Regions from separate parts of the Mus musculus genome. Here region 2 is linked to region 1. The links are chromatin loops, found by intact Hi-C in ENCODE. Cell type or tissue: left cerebral cortex. All regions are shown on one strand.

What was found. Hi-C counts contacts between places; a loop is a spot of excess contacts. Peaks named below come from ENCODE experiments on the same cell type or tissue, not always from the same donor. Only the 100,000 strongest peaks of a DNase experiment are listed, where the experiment ranks them.
Region 2: it touches region 1 in a loop (2.1-fold over the local background); 2 of 42 quality-filtered maps call a loop at or near these places.

What each region holds. Positions count from the first base shown.
Region 1 is chr2:174,670,787-174,678,786 of GRCm38, forward strand. All of the region lies in intron 3 of Zfp831 (zinc finger protein 831), which reads left to right. Among named protein-coding and RNA genes, the nearest start is that of Zfp831, 31 kb to the left of the region's middle. In left cerebral cortex, CTCF peaks have their summits at 1,914 (motif pointing right), 3,377 (motif pointing left) and 5,080; DNase peaks (open chromatin) are centred at 1,890, 2,748, 3,019, 3,381 and 1 more place; H3K4me3 peaks cover 1,541 bases; H3K27ac peaks cover 1,236 bases.
Region 2 is chr2:174,558,219-174,566,218 of GRCm38, forward strand. No RefSeq gene overlaps it. Among named protein-coding and RNA genes, the nearest start is that of Gm46781, 45 kb to the right of the region's middle. In left cerebral cortex, no CTCF peak of the experiment used is centred here; DNase peaks (open chromatin) are centred at 3,781, 6,786, 6,848, 7,133 and 1 more place; H3K27ac peaks cover 278 bases.

The DNA of each region.
Region 1 (8,000 bases):
CCATGACACTTTTGCAAAGGAGATGAGTCCTGAGGTTTTCGTGCAATTACCGGGCCCTGCTGTGTGCCAGGCAGTGTGTGGGAGCAGAGGACAGGCAAATGAGAAGACGCTATGGCCCTGTCCTTTGGGAGAGTTGGGTCTGGCAAGGGGAGCCCACAGAGACGGGTAAACAGGTCATTACGCATGCAGAACGATGAGCTCTCTGATATGACTCAGTTTCTGAATGAGGGGTCCTGACAAGACCGGCTGGGGGGGGGGGACAAGGAGAGCTGAGGCACACAAACAGGAACAGGAGGTCTGCAGCACACCCGCACCTGTCCCCATGGCCTCTCCATTCAGCCCCCCACTGCAGAGGGAGGGTGGGAGGGAGGGCGGTGGGGGATAGCTGCTGGGTATCTCCAGCCGCCTTGCTTCCCTCCTTGAATCATAAAAGATTAAAAAAAAAAAAAAAACTATACATGCTACAACAGTCAGTGAAGATGCATAGCACTTAACTATTTACTTGTTTATCTAAATCCTAAGTGTTTCCTTAGCAACCACTAAAAGAGTCTTGTTTACTGGAGTAACTTGCATGCTGGCTCTCTTCTCTGTCTCTGTGTCTCCTCCCGTTTGTCTCCAAGTAAGGGTCTCATGTAACCCAGACAGGCCTTGAACTTCCTACATATGCCAGGACGACTTTGAACCTCTGATCTTCCTGTTTCCACATGCAGAATGAACCATCATGCTGTGTTTGTGCTGTGCTTGGGATTGAACCCAGGGCTTTGTGCGTGCCAGGCAGGTGCTCTACCTACCGAGTCCCATACCATAACCAGTTCAGAAGTTTGAACTCCCCCACCCCGACCCCCAGAAATCGAAAAGGCAAAAGTGCCACCGGTGCTAATGACCAGGTCAGTGGAGATGGGGCTACTTGAAAAGAACAAGCAGGTATTCATGGAGACGGGAGGGGGCCAGATCTTGAGGATGCGTCTCTTTCTGAAAGAAAGCCTTTCCGCAAACCACCCTTCCCAGGGGAACTACAAATGAAGCCTGAATTTTGTTCTAGAAATTTCTCTTGTGAAATGCTAGGCCGGGCAACCAAATGAGAGTAGAAAATAGGGTAGGGTGAGCTGTGAGCCCTCAACATCGCTCTCACCCCATTGGCCCCTCCCTCTCATCCACCCCACCACCACACCCCTCAATTCCCAATTGACCCTTTTGGTTAGAACCTTTAGGATTAATTCTAACTAAGGTGTTAGCAGAAATCTGAGACACAAAATGTCCGAAACAGCGAGTCTTCTGGAGGAGACAGGTGATCCGCCACCAACCTTAGGTGACAGAATCCCAAGGAGAAGGGGCTTTGCTGTTCAGTCCTTTAAGCCCCCTAATGATGTCATGGGAAAGGTTTGATTCTGATGCTAATGGCCCTTTGCCACCTGCCTAACCTTTTCCTAATCCCTTTGCATCAAGAGGGGTTAGGTGTCCACATCTGGCTGGGAGCTGAGAGCAAGGTTGTTTTGATGGAAGTTGTTTTTGCCATAGCATCTGCTCTCACGCTCTGCTTTGCCTTGGACTCAGCGCACCTGAGACGCTGAAGCCGCTGTCCTCGGTCTCCCAGCTTCCTGTGAAGCGGGGGTGTTATAGAAACCAGTAATTTCATTTGTGGACTTAGAATTCATTTGTTTTTAAGTCGAGGGACATCTGTCTCTTTTTGCCCCAGGCCTTCATCTGTAAAATGGAGTATGGCTAGTGTCTAATCTGGCTTCTGTCTAGAAAGTCCTGACTCATTCCAAGGGGAGGGGGGCGTTGCTGAGAGGCCCACATCACAGGATCCTCTAGGTCCAACAGGGAGCGAGGTCTTGGCAGAGAGCTGTTACAAAATGACAGTACTCTGTAGCGTGTGACCAGGGTAGCAAACAGTAGGGGGCGCTACCGTTTTCACCCCACATCTAGAGAAGATGTCTTTAGGCCACAGGAGTGAGCCAGAAGTTGTGGAGTCTCATTCCGCTGCCAGGGACTGGGTCCCTAGTGCGACACAGAGAAGGCTAGGGTATTTATGCTTCATGTACATCTCTGATGGATGTTCCAGAGGGAGCTCAAAAAGTCACTGGTGCTCTGCTTAAGGTCCCCAACCTCCAGACAAGGTTCCCCTCTCCTGTTGGCCTTCACCTCAACCTTGGATGCTGGCAGGGAGCTCAGAGAATCAGCTCCAACAACAAGCAGCTTCCTGCTTCCGCATTTGAGGGTTTCCGCCAAATGTTTTTCCTCACCTGAGTTTCGATATGGCCTTTGGGGTCAGAGGTGGCTGCCAAGGTTACCCACCTCCCCATCCTCACTGGCAGGGAGTCGTGCCCAAGTTCATAGTGGATGAAAAGATAGGTTCCTAGATAGCCCCCTCTCTGCTAAAACTCTTAAAATGTTGTTTGTTTGTTTGTTTTTAACTTTCAGTTTTGTTTTGTTTTTTGTTTTTTTTGTCCCAGCCCAAAGGCATTAGCTTTTGATGGCTACGAGGCACCTGACATGCTGGAGACGGACAAAGCCACCTCTGAGCACGAACATTTGAAATTATTAAGTGTTCATTAAAGCACCCCCGGGCGCACAGTGCTCTTAGGGATGTTAGCGTCTCAATTTTCTATAATTTCCTTATTTTTCTCTTCTAGCTAAAGGCAGATGAAAAACGAACTCGGTGCATTTGAGTCTCTGAATCATAGTTAATGTGCGACGCCCCCTCCCTTAACTGCGCTGTTTCCCTCTGCCTCCTCCAGTCTCCTTCCCTATCAATTGGATAAACTTCTTAATCCGTTTAACCCCTACTCTGACTGCCACTCGGGAAATGCATGCAAAGACCCCCGACCAGCTCTCTCTACACCCTGACTCGCTTTGGGCAGGGGTCTGCGGGCTGGGAGCTGTAGAAAAATCGAGAAGACTGCAGCACTGCATCCCCGGCGCCGGCAGGAACTCGGGGGCAGCTGTCTGGCAGGTGGCTGCAGGCTGGGGTGCAGAGCAGACCCTACGCAGCCACCCACGACCCCCAGCCCCATCGCTAGGCTTCCGGGGGGACTAGGGAGCTGCGGCTGTGCATGGACTGTTCTGGAAAAACACCAAGCTCCAATCCCCCTCCCATCCGCCCTCCTGTGACTCTGGTCTTACATGAGCAGAGAGGGAACAACAGCTAAAAGCTGTTTTTCTCTTTCCCTTTCTTTTTATTTTTTTGACAACAACCTCACATAACCTCAAAAAGTTACCCATGAATTTACCAAAAACTTTTTATGAAACTACTTTAACCTCTGGTGGGGGTTAAAAACAAGCTCTGTGGATTTATTATCCGGGGGAAAAAAAAAAAAGCGAAGCATGACTCTGTATTTGCTGGAAAATCGTCTACCAAGCTTCAACGGCGCCCCCTACAGCTGCCTGCGAGGAATAGCCAGCGCCGACTGCAGCAGGAGCTGCAGGCTGCCCAGGACCTGGCAGGACCTGATCCCCGGCGGGTGATTGGACCCCCTCCACTGCACCCCGGGTCTGCTCCGAACCCGGACACCTTGCTGGGTCTTAGTTTATATTTTTTGAAGTTCAAATGGCTAAACCAGGAGCAGGCTAATCGCCAGCAGGGTTTGTACTGCCAGCCTCGGCTGGACCCCTGCAGAGCAGGCGAAGCTTACAGTCTGAGCACGCAGGCGACCCTTGCTTGTTTGTTCCTTTTTGCTGCTTTCACGTAAATGCCACCCAGATGTACTGAAGGAAGAATGATGACCCCCAGAGGAATAAGGACAGGAGTATAGGCAGGGGCCTCGTAGGAGGCTGAGACCCAGAGAAGCTGAGCATTGCAGAGAGCAGGGTGAGAGATGGGAAAAGAGAAGACCGGGGGATGGGGTGAGGGTCCCTGTGAGAAGGAACGTGGATATGGTCAGCAACCACCCTCCCAACTTCAAAACACCCCAGCTCTCCCTCAGAACCGTGTTTTTAGGAAGCACATGGAAGGAAAGAAAGAAAGAAAAAGAAAAAGAAAAAAAAAGCCGTTCAGAAAAACAAATGTAAATCAGAGACAGAGGAGCGGGCGCTGCAGCCTGCCCAGAAGAGGCAGTAGCATGCGGCACTCAGATTCTCTGGTCCCTCACACCTGAGTCCTGCTGCTAAGGACTGAGCTTTGCTTCAGAACTGAGAGAGAAAGAAAGAGGGAGGGAGGGAGGGAGGGAGGGAGGAAGGAAGGAAGGAAGGAAGGAAGGAAGGAAGGAAGGAAGGAAGGAAGGAAGGAAGGACAAAACCCAACAAAACAAAACAAAACAAAACAAAACAAAACAAAACAAAACAAATGCAAAAACCAAACTATCATCCGGGTAATCTTAGCTCCTATACAGGGAGAAAGCCAGCTCTGGTCTCTATGAGAAAAATCTAGAATTTGACAGTAAATAGATCTTCCAGTGTTTACATGATGGTAATTCAAACTCTCTCTCTCTCTCTCTCTCTCTCTCTCTCTCTCTCTGTCTCTGTCTCTGTCTCTCTCTCTCTGTCTCTCTCTCTCTCTGTCTCTCTCTCTGTCTCTCTCTCTCTCTCACACACACACACACACACACTACTGTCAGAGATCTTTATTAAGGGGGGGGGGGCTCACTGCCGTTTCTCTTTGTCATCTAACACCCACACATTCAGCATCTGGCTTAGGAGAGCCAAATGCCAAACGCAGTTTGTCTGTATCCTCTTTTGGGACTCACCGGTTGGATTTGAGGGGAAAATTCCTTTTCTTTCTCCCTTCTGGTCCTGGAGACTATAGGAAGACAGCTGCTTCTCCACACCCCCAACTCCCTAGAAGTCCCGTGGGGAATGTGGTGGCACTTGGGGGAGGTGGGCTTTCTATTCTTATCCCAGAAAGGTCTGTACCCGTCCCCTCCTGATAGGTATGTGTCCTTTCTTCCCAGCTTCTCACTGAACCGGGTCCATTTCGAGTTTGTCACTTGCATCCAAAGTTACATTTGTGATTTGGGGGCATCTTTCCCAAGATGGAATTTCTGGGTATCCCGTATCTCCCAAACCCCCTTGCCCTGACCCAGCCTAGGCTTCTTCCTGCCCTTCTGACGGTAGAGCCTGGTGTTCTGATGCCTCTAGTGGTGGACTCCAGTATAGCACCCTGTTGCTTTAGCAGAACACACGGGCATTCCTACTTTGTCCACTAGCTATTTCCTGGGGAGCTGTTGTGGCTTCTAATCGTACCTTTCCTGTTTTCTCTCTCCACGAAAGATCTGGCTACATAGCCCAGGCTGCCTCAAACGTACGGAACTCCTCCTGCATCATAGTTGCCACCCACCAGGCTTTACCCATTGTTTCTGAAAGGGCAATCTAAAATCCCGTTGTGTCTTCCTTGTATCCTAAAACGTTGAACGTTGCAGTGGAGACCATAGAGAACCAAAGACATGTCTGCATCTACCTCTGCTAAAGTGGGTTAAATAGACTATGCTTTTGACTCTCACAAGCTCACACGTTCATGGCTCAAGTGAGAAAGGTGGTATATGTTTTCATCTGGAAGCGATTGTTCTCCTTTTACAGTTGCTTCTGGGTTCTGCTGGGTTTCCATGCGTGGTTTCTACCCTCTGCTTTCACTCTGTCATGCTAGCACACGACGCTGCTGTTCCTAAGTGGCAGAGGAGGCTCTTCATTTTCTGCTATTAATTTTTATCTGTTGTGTTCTGTTGTACTTAATTTTAATTAATTGAAGTGACTCATTATAAATACAATGCATAATTTAAAAAAAAAACTAAAAGAGAGAGGGAGAGAGAGAGAGAGAGAGAGAGAGAGAGAGAGAGAGAGAGAGAGAAATCCTCTTAGTCCATTCTAAGTAACTGCATTTTGAAGCTCAGAATGAGCCCTGTCTGACATGTTCTGGAAACTTCTCTGAAGGGCAAGTTTGGCTTTCTCTTTTGTTTGGTTTTGTGTTGACTTTTCCTGTCAATCGATGCCTTTTCCGCAGCTGGGTTAGCAAGACTGGAGTTGGTTTCAACAGCTTGAGCTCCCAGAAGCTCTCGCACACACGCACATCCTTCTTCCTTGCTCCTCATCCCACCTCTCCATTTGAGGATCTGCCTTGCAGTCGTCTGAGGAGTTCGATAAGGAGGGAATTGATGGCCGCGAGCACAGCAGAATGGGAAGCCAGAGGAATTGATGCAAGCTGCAGACGGCTATTTCTAGAAAAGACTAGCTCATTCCATCAATCTGATTTGTTTCTCAAATGTAGATCCATTAGAGGCTTCCTGGGGGAACCAAGCCTTGTATTTAAGTCTACCATGAGGTAATGTTAGGTAAATCTTTCATCCCAGCGTCGAAGTGAGCAGGAGGGTACTAGGGGTCAACTGACATTCAAGAATATATGCCTCCCTTCACTCTGGGGTCTAAGGAAGCTTCAGTGTCCCTGTGGGTTAGGAGAATGGCTGAATATCCATCACTGCTCTTGGTACCAAACGACTAAAATCCAACTCAAAAAGACTTAGGCACAAAAGCAAATCAGTCAGACTGGGGACTTAAGCAATGCCCCTATATGTTATTCCTAGACTACTAGGGCTGTCTCTGATGGCTTTCGGTAGTTTCTAGTGGCCTCATGTAGGTCCTCCCAACTTAGTAATTGCATTAAGGAAAACATTGACCCAAGCCTCTGCATGCCTAATTTAGGGAGATCTGACTGTGTGCAGTACCAGGTGGAAGGTGGTAGTGGGCCACCCTGTGCTGAGGAAGGGTGTCTGTCTGGTGAAGGACCACTGGGTGGAGAAGGGCTGCTGAACACAGGGAAGCACATGTTGGGGGAACTTTCACCCCCAAAGAGGTAGAGGAGAGTGAGAATTTTCACAACCAGTGAGTTCTATTCTACACACCATGGGTCACACAGCAAGGGTCTTAGTAGATGCTATGCACTAACCTTCTTCCAGATTGGCTCTTTCCCATATCCTGTCTATAGCTCTCACCTCTCTGAAGGGTTGCCTACAGAAGCCATCTCCCTCTAGTTTCTTCTGGATCTATACTTCTCCCAGGACTTCTTTAGGAAGTCATCTCCAGGAGAACCCAAGACACCAATTATCTGTAAGTTTCAAGATGGAGTCATGTACCATATAGGCCCCATACCTTTTTTTTTTTCTTCCTCAACCCAAAGAAGGCACAGAGTCTGGGGACAACCTAAAACAGCATAGAGAGACGTAGATGCAACAGGCCAACCGCCACCTCTGACCTTTAATTGATTACTCTTGTGGTCCAGGCCCCTTTAAGTATCGTTACATAAAGCATTAGTTTGGTGTCATGTGCTTTGCTCACATTCACGAGGCAGCTGAGCTGAACTTTCACTGTGCGTCTTTAATAACGTCTTTGTCATCCCCAGAGCTGCTGGCTTGAGTCACCTAATGTGGCTTTCAGAGAACAGCTCTCTGCTTTCATCCCGGCTCTTTGAGATTTAGTACCTTTAGAACTGGAGGACAATGTCATAGAGACTTACCCTAAGAGCCCATTTTCCGTCGGCATTAGGACAGTCACTTTCATTTTTCCAGTAGATGCCTGTTCGCAATTTTCACAAAATATGTTCCATTTTGCTTTTTCTAAGGCAGTCTTTAAGAGATTTGTTTAGAGCAACACGTAAGGCTTATAATTGTATCCCAAATGTCTGGGACTAATGACTGTATTTGTGTTAAAATCACCCCCCATTACCTTTTCCAAAACTAATTTTGTCAGATAATGTCTCTGAATAAACCAAACCAGCATCCATTGGCGTCATATCAGTCTAATGTGTTTTTCTGAGTAGCATTTTGTGATTCAACGTGAAGGCCTCATGTTCCTCCATTCAGGATGGGACTGTGTCCTGATATGCCCATGGCTAAGTGGGGGAGCATCTAGCATCCAAAGTGCACTGAATTCCTAACTCACCTACCACACATCCCGACTTGGGGCACTGCGGGGTGCCGGTTGTCCTTCATGGTGGTGGGACTCAGAAATGGTTGCAGCCCATTGGCAAGAGACTGTAGAGCGCAACAGAGTCCACACCAAAGTGGATGACGCTC
Region 2 (8,000 bases), 110 kb before region 1:
AGCACGATGGTTATATCTGCGTCCCCTCTACCTGCCACACTTACCACAACTCCAGTTCAGTCCCTTCCTCACATCCCAAAGGGTGACCACAACTCTTCTTAAGGTGACTAGGGAGACCTTCAGAACTTGAGTGTGCACCTTGCAATGTACTATTTCTGTCTAGGTGTCTCATCTTGGCCATACCTTATCTTCAATTTTATTTTTTTTTAAAGATGGTTCAATATATATTTTTGAGAATTTCATTCACTATATTTTTGTCATAATCTTTCTTCTACCAGATTTTCCCAGGTCTTCTCCAACTTTCTCTACCCACCCAACTTCAACACTTATTCTCTTAAAACATTTTAACCCTCTAAACAAAACAAAATGAAAGAAAACACACACACATATACACACATGCACACAGATGCACACACACACACGGAATTAAACAAAAACAGCATGGTATCTGATTGGTACTGACCGACTCTCCCTTAGCCTGGGCCTGCCCTGGGGTATGGCTGATATACCTAGTTCACGCCACTGACGGAAGATGGATTCATATGGACTTCCTCTCCTCCAGAAGCTTGAGGTAGCCAATAGCTTCTTGGCTAGAAGGATGCTGTGCTCATTTTCCCAAATCTCCCCTTTTCTGACAGGATTACTGCTTCATAGTTTGGGTCCCTTCTTATCACCTGTGCACACACATACACACACAAGTACATACATGAATATGCATGCACACATGCATTCTCATACAAACACACATTCAATGACTAATCTCTACTTTGCCAGAGCGATATACTCTTCATCTATTTACTGAGTCAACCCTGGCATGGATAGCACTGCCTCAGGGGAAAAAAAAACCAACAACAAAAAACAAAAGAACAAAACACGTTTTAAAAGAAGGGAAGAAAACTTATTTTGCTATGCTTTGGCAAAAACCCATAATCCCAGCTATTCAGGAGTCTGAGGCAGGAGGACCAAGGATGAGATGTTGAAGACCATCTTGGGCTGGGAAGTGAGTTTAAAACCAGCTTAGGCAGCTTAGTGAGACTCTTTAAAATCAAAGTGAGAAGAGGGCCAGAGATGTAGCTCAGCAAGATTGTCTAGTACAGCTTCTATTCGCAGTACTACACATGTGCACAAACATGGTTTGCTAATCAGTTAGCCTAAACAAAATCCTTTAAAACCATAGGAATTAACCCTGGAGGAGACTCCTATGCCTTACGCATAAAGGTTATGAATTTGGGGGGTTGAAGTCTTGATGCAATATCTTAGAGATTCTGGGACTCTTTTCTGAGACCAAAGCTATGCCTGGATCCTATGGGACAACCTGTTTGCAGAATTCTCTGTGGCACTGTGGGTCACAGTAGGCATCTTGACAGTATCGTGTTCTAGGTCCTTTCTATTCCCTGACCCCCAGAATTCCTTGCATGGCTTGAACAGTTAACCAGAGAAGCTTCTGCCAAGTTCCAAGGGACCCCAGGATGGGAAAGAGCCAGGAGCTCCCAAGGTGAGGAGTGGATGGGCACAATCCCGCCTCTGGAACTTCCAGTAGGCCAATATTTGATACCTTGAAGAACTAGGGATTTCTTGTAACTATGGAAACATAAATCTAGGCATTAAGGAGTCAGAGAGAAAACTGCTATTGTTGCCTTGACAACCGATAAACCTCCAAGTCTTTGTTTTTAGGAATAGGGGTAGCCACATTCATCTTGTAGATTAATTTGCTTGTACGAAGAAGTTAGAATGGGCCTGGGTACATTCTAGAGGCACATGATGATTAAAGCATTGTGTGTGGTATGTGTGTGTGTGTGTGTGTGTGTGTGTGTGTGTGTGTGTGTGTGTGCATGCCTTGGGAGAATCTTTCCAAGGTCTAGCAGAAAAGGTTTGTATATGGGGGTGTTAGAAAGGCTAAGATACCCGAAGCTGGTCACATGTTCTAATTGTCTTAGTGCTGTATCTCACATGAAATGGTTGCTCCTTATGTTCTACAGAGGTTGACTGATGCGAGCTGGTGCTGGGGAATGTTGTGAGGGAGCTGAGATCTCATTGTCATTAGGACGGATGTCCAGATGCTCCGTCTACTCCAACCCCTGCCCCCATGGTTGCATATGAGATGTAGGCTTTGAGTGAACTCTTCTGAGCCCACCCCTCTATGACTTTCAGCCTGCTGAGAAGTGCCAATGAGTAGCTGTGGCTCCAGGATGCTTGGAACTCTATATCCCAGGATCTTGTAAGATTTAGAATGTTAATCATCATTTGGCCTCCAAGAGTGGCATGAAGCTTTCTGAGCTGAGGCCGAGACAGACTTTGAAGCCTCCCACCCCAGAGCCAACCCTAGGGAGCTAGTGATAGATAGCTTCCTGCCTTCATGGGGTTTAAGGTGCTCCATCTCTTTGTGCCCCCCCTCCCCCCCGCTGTCTTGGTGGGGAAAATGGTACCAAGTCAAGAGAGGAAGCTAGCAGGAAGAGTTTGCTGAAGGTCGTCAGATTGACAAATGTGGGATTATAGAAGGCACTGAATAAAATCACAAATATGCACGTGCAAATTACTCATGGTGTGGCTAATGAGACAGACAGGTGGCAAGGCCCCCCATCCAACTTCAACCCCATCTCCAAAAGGGATAACTCTCTTCTGTCATTTCCACATACTGTCAGTGTCAGGGGGAATGCTGAAAAGGATGGAGAAATTACCAAGCTTCACATCTCTCTTCACCCCGGGATTCGCTACCAGAGATTCCAGACCCATATGAAAGGACAACCTGGGGAGTACAACAAGGTCACAGTTATACCTATGTCACAGACAGGCAGTGGGGCTCCGTGGGGCAGCCCTTCCACTCCAGAACTTGGGGAACGGAGGCAGGAGAGTTTTAAGTTCAAAGTCAATCTTGAGTTCTATAATGAGTTCTAGACCAGTCTAGGATCCATGGTGAAACTGTATTAAAAAAAATAAATAAGTAAAACAACCACAACAACAACAACAAAAGCCTATCCCTACAAAAAGGCAAAAAACAAGTACCTTCCTCCCCCCCAACCAGACAACAAGCAGCAGATGAAACTTTGGGAGAGAAAAAGCTTTAGACCAAGCTGAAAGCAAATTGTTTACTGAAATAGCCAATCGCCTACTCCCTGACCCACGCGGTGACCCAACCTCCTATTTTCTTGATGGGTTCAATTTCCTCATATCAAATGTAGACAAAAATGGAGCCTTGCCATGGCAAACCAGCGGGTTTGTGAATTAGGAAATGATCTAAAAGCATTAAAAATGCAGGCAATGAATCAATTTTGACATATTGCTTCTTTGTCAACTTTGTGACCGTTGAACTTGTTGCCGATCTGAAGGATATTTCATAAAAAGCTGCTTTTATTAACACGCATCAGACAAGGATTTATCTTATTAAGTCTGGGATAAGAAGCGAAGCTGTTCTTGGGTTACTCGGGGTGACAGTTTTGAGCCACTGTTTTTCACACGCCACTGAGACAACGGAAATGAATCCTCGTCGGTCCCTGGTTCCATTTTGCAAGTTACTTTAAAAACTAATAAAGGGAAATCATGCGGACAGCCTCGTGTATCTTGTCTGTCCCTGGCGTCTGCTTGCTCTTCCTGGGTTGTCATTTTTTTGCTGTGAGACGCCTCTTTTTTTCTTCTACTTCTGTTTAAAACAATCACCTTTTTTATTAAAAAAAAAAAAAAAAAAAGAAGGTTTTCAAACCGGGTACTAGAAACTTGATTATGTGGTGACAGGCGGCTCCTGACATTTCAGGAAGTGGGTGGAAAGCGGGAATTTTAAAGTGGATGAGTCATGTGGGATTAGAGAGGAAGCCACAGCAGCTGGGGGCAGAGGCTTCAGAGCAGATTTCATGGCTTATTCTGAAAGGCTACAGGGTACTTGCCTTTGTGAAGGCCAAATGGCAGACAATCGCTGACGCACAGGGAACAGGGGGTGGGATGGGGGGGTTGGGGGGGTGACAGGGTACAGGCTGAAGAGGCAGGTGGATCCTGCCCTGGAGAAGATGCTTAACCCTTAGCTTGCCTCTTAGAGTATGGCTGTGCACAGGATGTCAGACAGAGGCTTTGTCCTGCTGGAAGCAGGGGGCACTGAGGGTCATTCTTGAAGTTATTGACTTTTTGTTTTTTAATTGGTCTGTGTGTGTTTCTCTGCGTGTATCTCTGTGTGTGTCTGTGTGTGTGTGTCTAGGGGAGCCATGTAGGTCAGAGTAGATTGACACTGAATGTTTCTCTCAGCTGATCTTCACTTTAGTTGCAAGGAGACAGTCATGTGACTACATTGACTGGCCAGCAAGTTCTCCCAGAATCTTGTGTTGGGATTAGAGGCATGCGTTCTCTTGCCAGGCTTTAAAAGCCGGTGCTGGGAATCCAAATTCGGATCCTCATTCTTGCATGTCAAAGCCATCTTCTGAGCCCATTTGTCTTTGGAGGTAGGTCCCATTCTGTAGGATGGTCGTGAACTCAAGATATGTCAGTTTTCAAGGGCTTCAGAGAAACTCCATGGTGGTCCCAACTCTCTGGTGCTCGAGCAACAAGCATCTTCTCTCTCACCGTCTTCATTCTCTAGTTGGTTGTTCAAGCACTGGGAAGACATACTGAGGCCGTAACTACATTTGTCTTCGGGAAGGAACCCAGTGATCCTGAGTTGATCAGAAATGGTCAGTTGATTCCTGTCACTTGCCGTCATAAGAATCTTGGGATAATAACAGGAAGCTAAACTTTATAAACTGAGGTTGGTCCCGGTGCTGTGGGAAGCAAACAGTAAAGTATCATGGCTTTCAGCACACTGTCGGGCTGCTGGTATGTCTCATGCAGGCGTGAAGCTTGGCTCCTGGAGACCAGTGGGCCTCCACAGTCAGGGGAAGGAGACAACTTCATGGCCAAGAGGAGGATGGTTTTTGTAATCTCAGCCTAGGGTTAGGACTGTTGATGTGTCTCAGGTTTTTACTCATTTAAGAATTTATTTATTTTTAAAACAGGTTCTTGCTGGGTTGTGGTGGCACACACCATTAATCCCAGCAGTCGAGAGGCAGAGGCAGGCGGATCTTTGAGTTGGAGGCCAATCTGTTCTACAGAGTGAGTTCTAGAACAGCCAGGACTACACAGGGAGACCCTGACTCAAACAAAACAAAACAAAACAAAACAAAACAAAACAAAACAAAACAAAACACAACACAACAAACAGATAGGTTCTCAGTTATCCAAGCAGGCCTTGAACTCATTATGTAGCCATGGATAACCTTGAACTTCTAATTTTCCTGTCTCTGTCTCAAAGTGCTGCCATTACAGGCAGCAGCAAACCTAGTTTATGCAGTCCTGGGAACAAGCCCAGGTCTCATCCCCTTAGGTTGCCACTCTGCCAACTGTGGTCCATTCTCAGCACTAAAACTTGTTTTTTAAATAGTTTTGACAGAACCCTAAAAATTGTCAGCATTTTCTGTTTTTTTGTTTTGTTTTATTTATTCATTTATTTTTTGAGACAGGGTTTCTCTGTGTAGCCCTAGTTGTCCTGGAACTCACTCTGTAGACCAGGCTGGCCTCAAACTCAGAAATCCACCTGCCTCTGCCTCCCGAGTGCTGGGATTAAAAGCATGTGCCACCACTGCCTGGCTAATTGCCAGCATTTTACCAGAGGAAAATGGTTAACCTTCTCAGCTATCCCTGGTTCCTCTTCTTGACAAATCAACCATTATCCTAGGCTGGGGTCCTGGGTCTATGTCTTGGCTGGTGGTGGTGGGAATGATGTCCTCTGGCACTCTGTGTCCTTTCCCTGGGGGTGAGTGGGGACTGTGTTCTCAGTCTATGGCTCAAATGGACTGTTTAGCTCACACAGAAGTAACCACTGCTCATGAGGAACTGGAAGCCTGAAACACTTTCTCTAGAAGAGATGAGAAAGCCGAGAATCCCTAAACTTCTGCTTCCTCTTTACCAAGGCTGCTCTGTGGCTACTGAACTTGGGTCCCATGCAGATGGCAACGGGCCTCCTCAAAACCATCAAAGTTAACGTGGAAGATGTCTAAGAAGACATTAGTAACCCTCTACCTCCCTCCCACCTCAGACCTCCATTTTCTCCAACAGTGGATTCTGTCTCTTTACTACTTTTAGCAGTCCAGGCCTAGGACTGTCTTGACTGAGGCACGTGACAGATGTTTTACCAAGACATCTCCATACCTGTGGACTTCAGCCTGTTTGAATGCCCTCCCTGCCTCTGCCGCTCTCCATGAACCTCTTGCCTTTGGCCGAAAGAGCCTGGGCCAGCTGCTTAGCATGAAAACTTTTTTGGGGGGAGAGAATTTTGATATTGTAAGGTATTAGCCCACAATCAGATACCTAAGAGCTCTGCCAAGATGGGTGGCTCAGCAGAGTTACACTTGTGTGTGTAGCTGACCCCAGAGGGACCATGTAGCTGACCTTCAGAGATAGGAGAAATGCTAACTGTCTGAGGTTATGAGGCTTTGGGGTTGTTTGTTACTTGGCAAAAGCTAACTATTGCAGATATCACTCATTAGGCTTATTGGGCACCAAGCAGGTACTACTGCTGTGGTAAAAGTTGCCCAAACATAATGTAAGGTAAAGTCCTGAAGCTTTGGGGGGGGGGCGGGGGGGGGGGCTCGGGGCGGGGTTTCAGTGGCTTTAAAGCACAAGGTATTCTTGTTGCTATGGTTACTTCCACTGAGCCGTTAGAATGCAGAAAGAGAAACCTAGTGTTGCCTTGACAACAGGGTTGCGAATTGAAATCTGGGAAGGTGAAGGACTATAAAAAATGAGGAGGGGGGTTAAGCCCTTCCCCAGCATCTTGCCTTCATTCCCTTGATGGCCTATCAGAAGCAAGTATCATCTGAATTGGGAGCTGTAAGCTGAGCAGCAGGAAGCAATACCCTCATCCTGGCCCATCCCACAGCAGGAGAAGATTGCACAGCCAGGAAGCCTCAGGAAGCAGCAGGAAGCAGCAGGAAGCAGGGCCACTGATAGGTCCCGAGAAGAGTTTGAAGTTAGCTATTGAGATTTCACCCCAGCAAGACAGGGCTTAGCAACCTCCAGCCCCCTGCTCCTGTGTTCCCTTGGCAGGAAGGGAAATGGAGACTTAGAGAGGGAAGGAGGCTGTTCGACGCTCAGTAACATGAGGGTAGCACTCAGCCAGGCCTGGACGTGGGTGTGAGACTACTCTCTGGCTGTGCGATGCTATGCAGCCGGCTTAAATGTGATGGGCCTTGAGGAAATGCAGCAAGCTTGGCACATCCTTGAGCCTGCAGTGGGTTTGAGGCCATTGCCTGCCAGTAGTTACATTTACTGTTAGGGTCACTTTGTCCAACTCTTCGGAGTCACTGAAATCAAACAGAGGAGACACAACCTTATCCAGATTCTTCTAAGAGAGGCCCGATGGTGCCATGTTTCTGGTACTCAGGGTTTTGTGTCTCAGTCCTTAAGCTTCAAACCATTTTTGAGTCCCCATTTCTTCCCCAATGGGCAAGCAAGGAGGGAGTAGATTGGCCATTTTGTCAAGAAGGGATTTGAGCTGCAGGGAGAGTGAAGTCTGCCCAGGGTCCCCAGAAAAGTGACTGGAGCTTGAGGGTTAAACTCTGTTCCCTCAACCATGTCTCCTTTCCTGCCCCTCACAGCCTGCTGCAGGATGGCGCCTCTACACAGAGGGCCAGATGTTGGGTTTAATAAAGGGAGAGAGGAAGAAAGAAGTCTGGGGCATCTGTTTTAGAGAGACAAATCACCAGTTGTGTGTGGAGATCTTATGCAGAGCAAACAAATGATAGGCAAATACCCTTGTGCATATGCAGAGGAACACATCGGCCATGAACATCCTGTCTCACCAAAACAGCGCGGCTCAGAAGGCTGTGGGGGCGGAAGAGGTTCTTTTTGCTTGGAGGTTTTGCACGAGGCCTGGAGAAAGAGTCCCGAGGCTGACAGAGTCACTTTCCTACACCCACAGGAGGGCAGGCACTGGTGGATGCGGTTTGGGGTGGCAGGGTAGTCAGAGCAAGTACTTGGCTGGC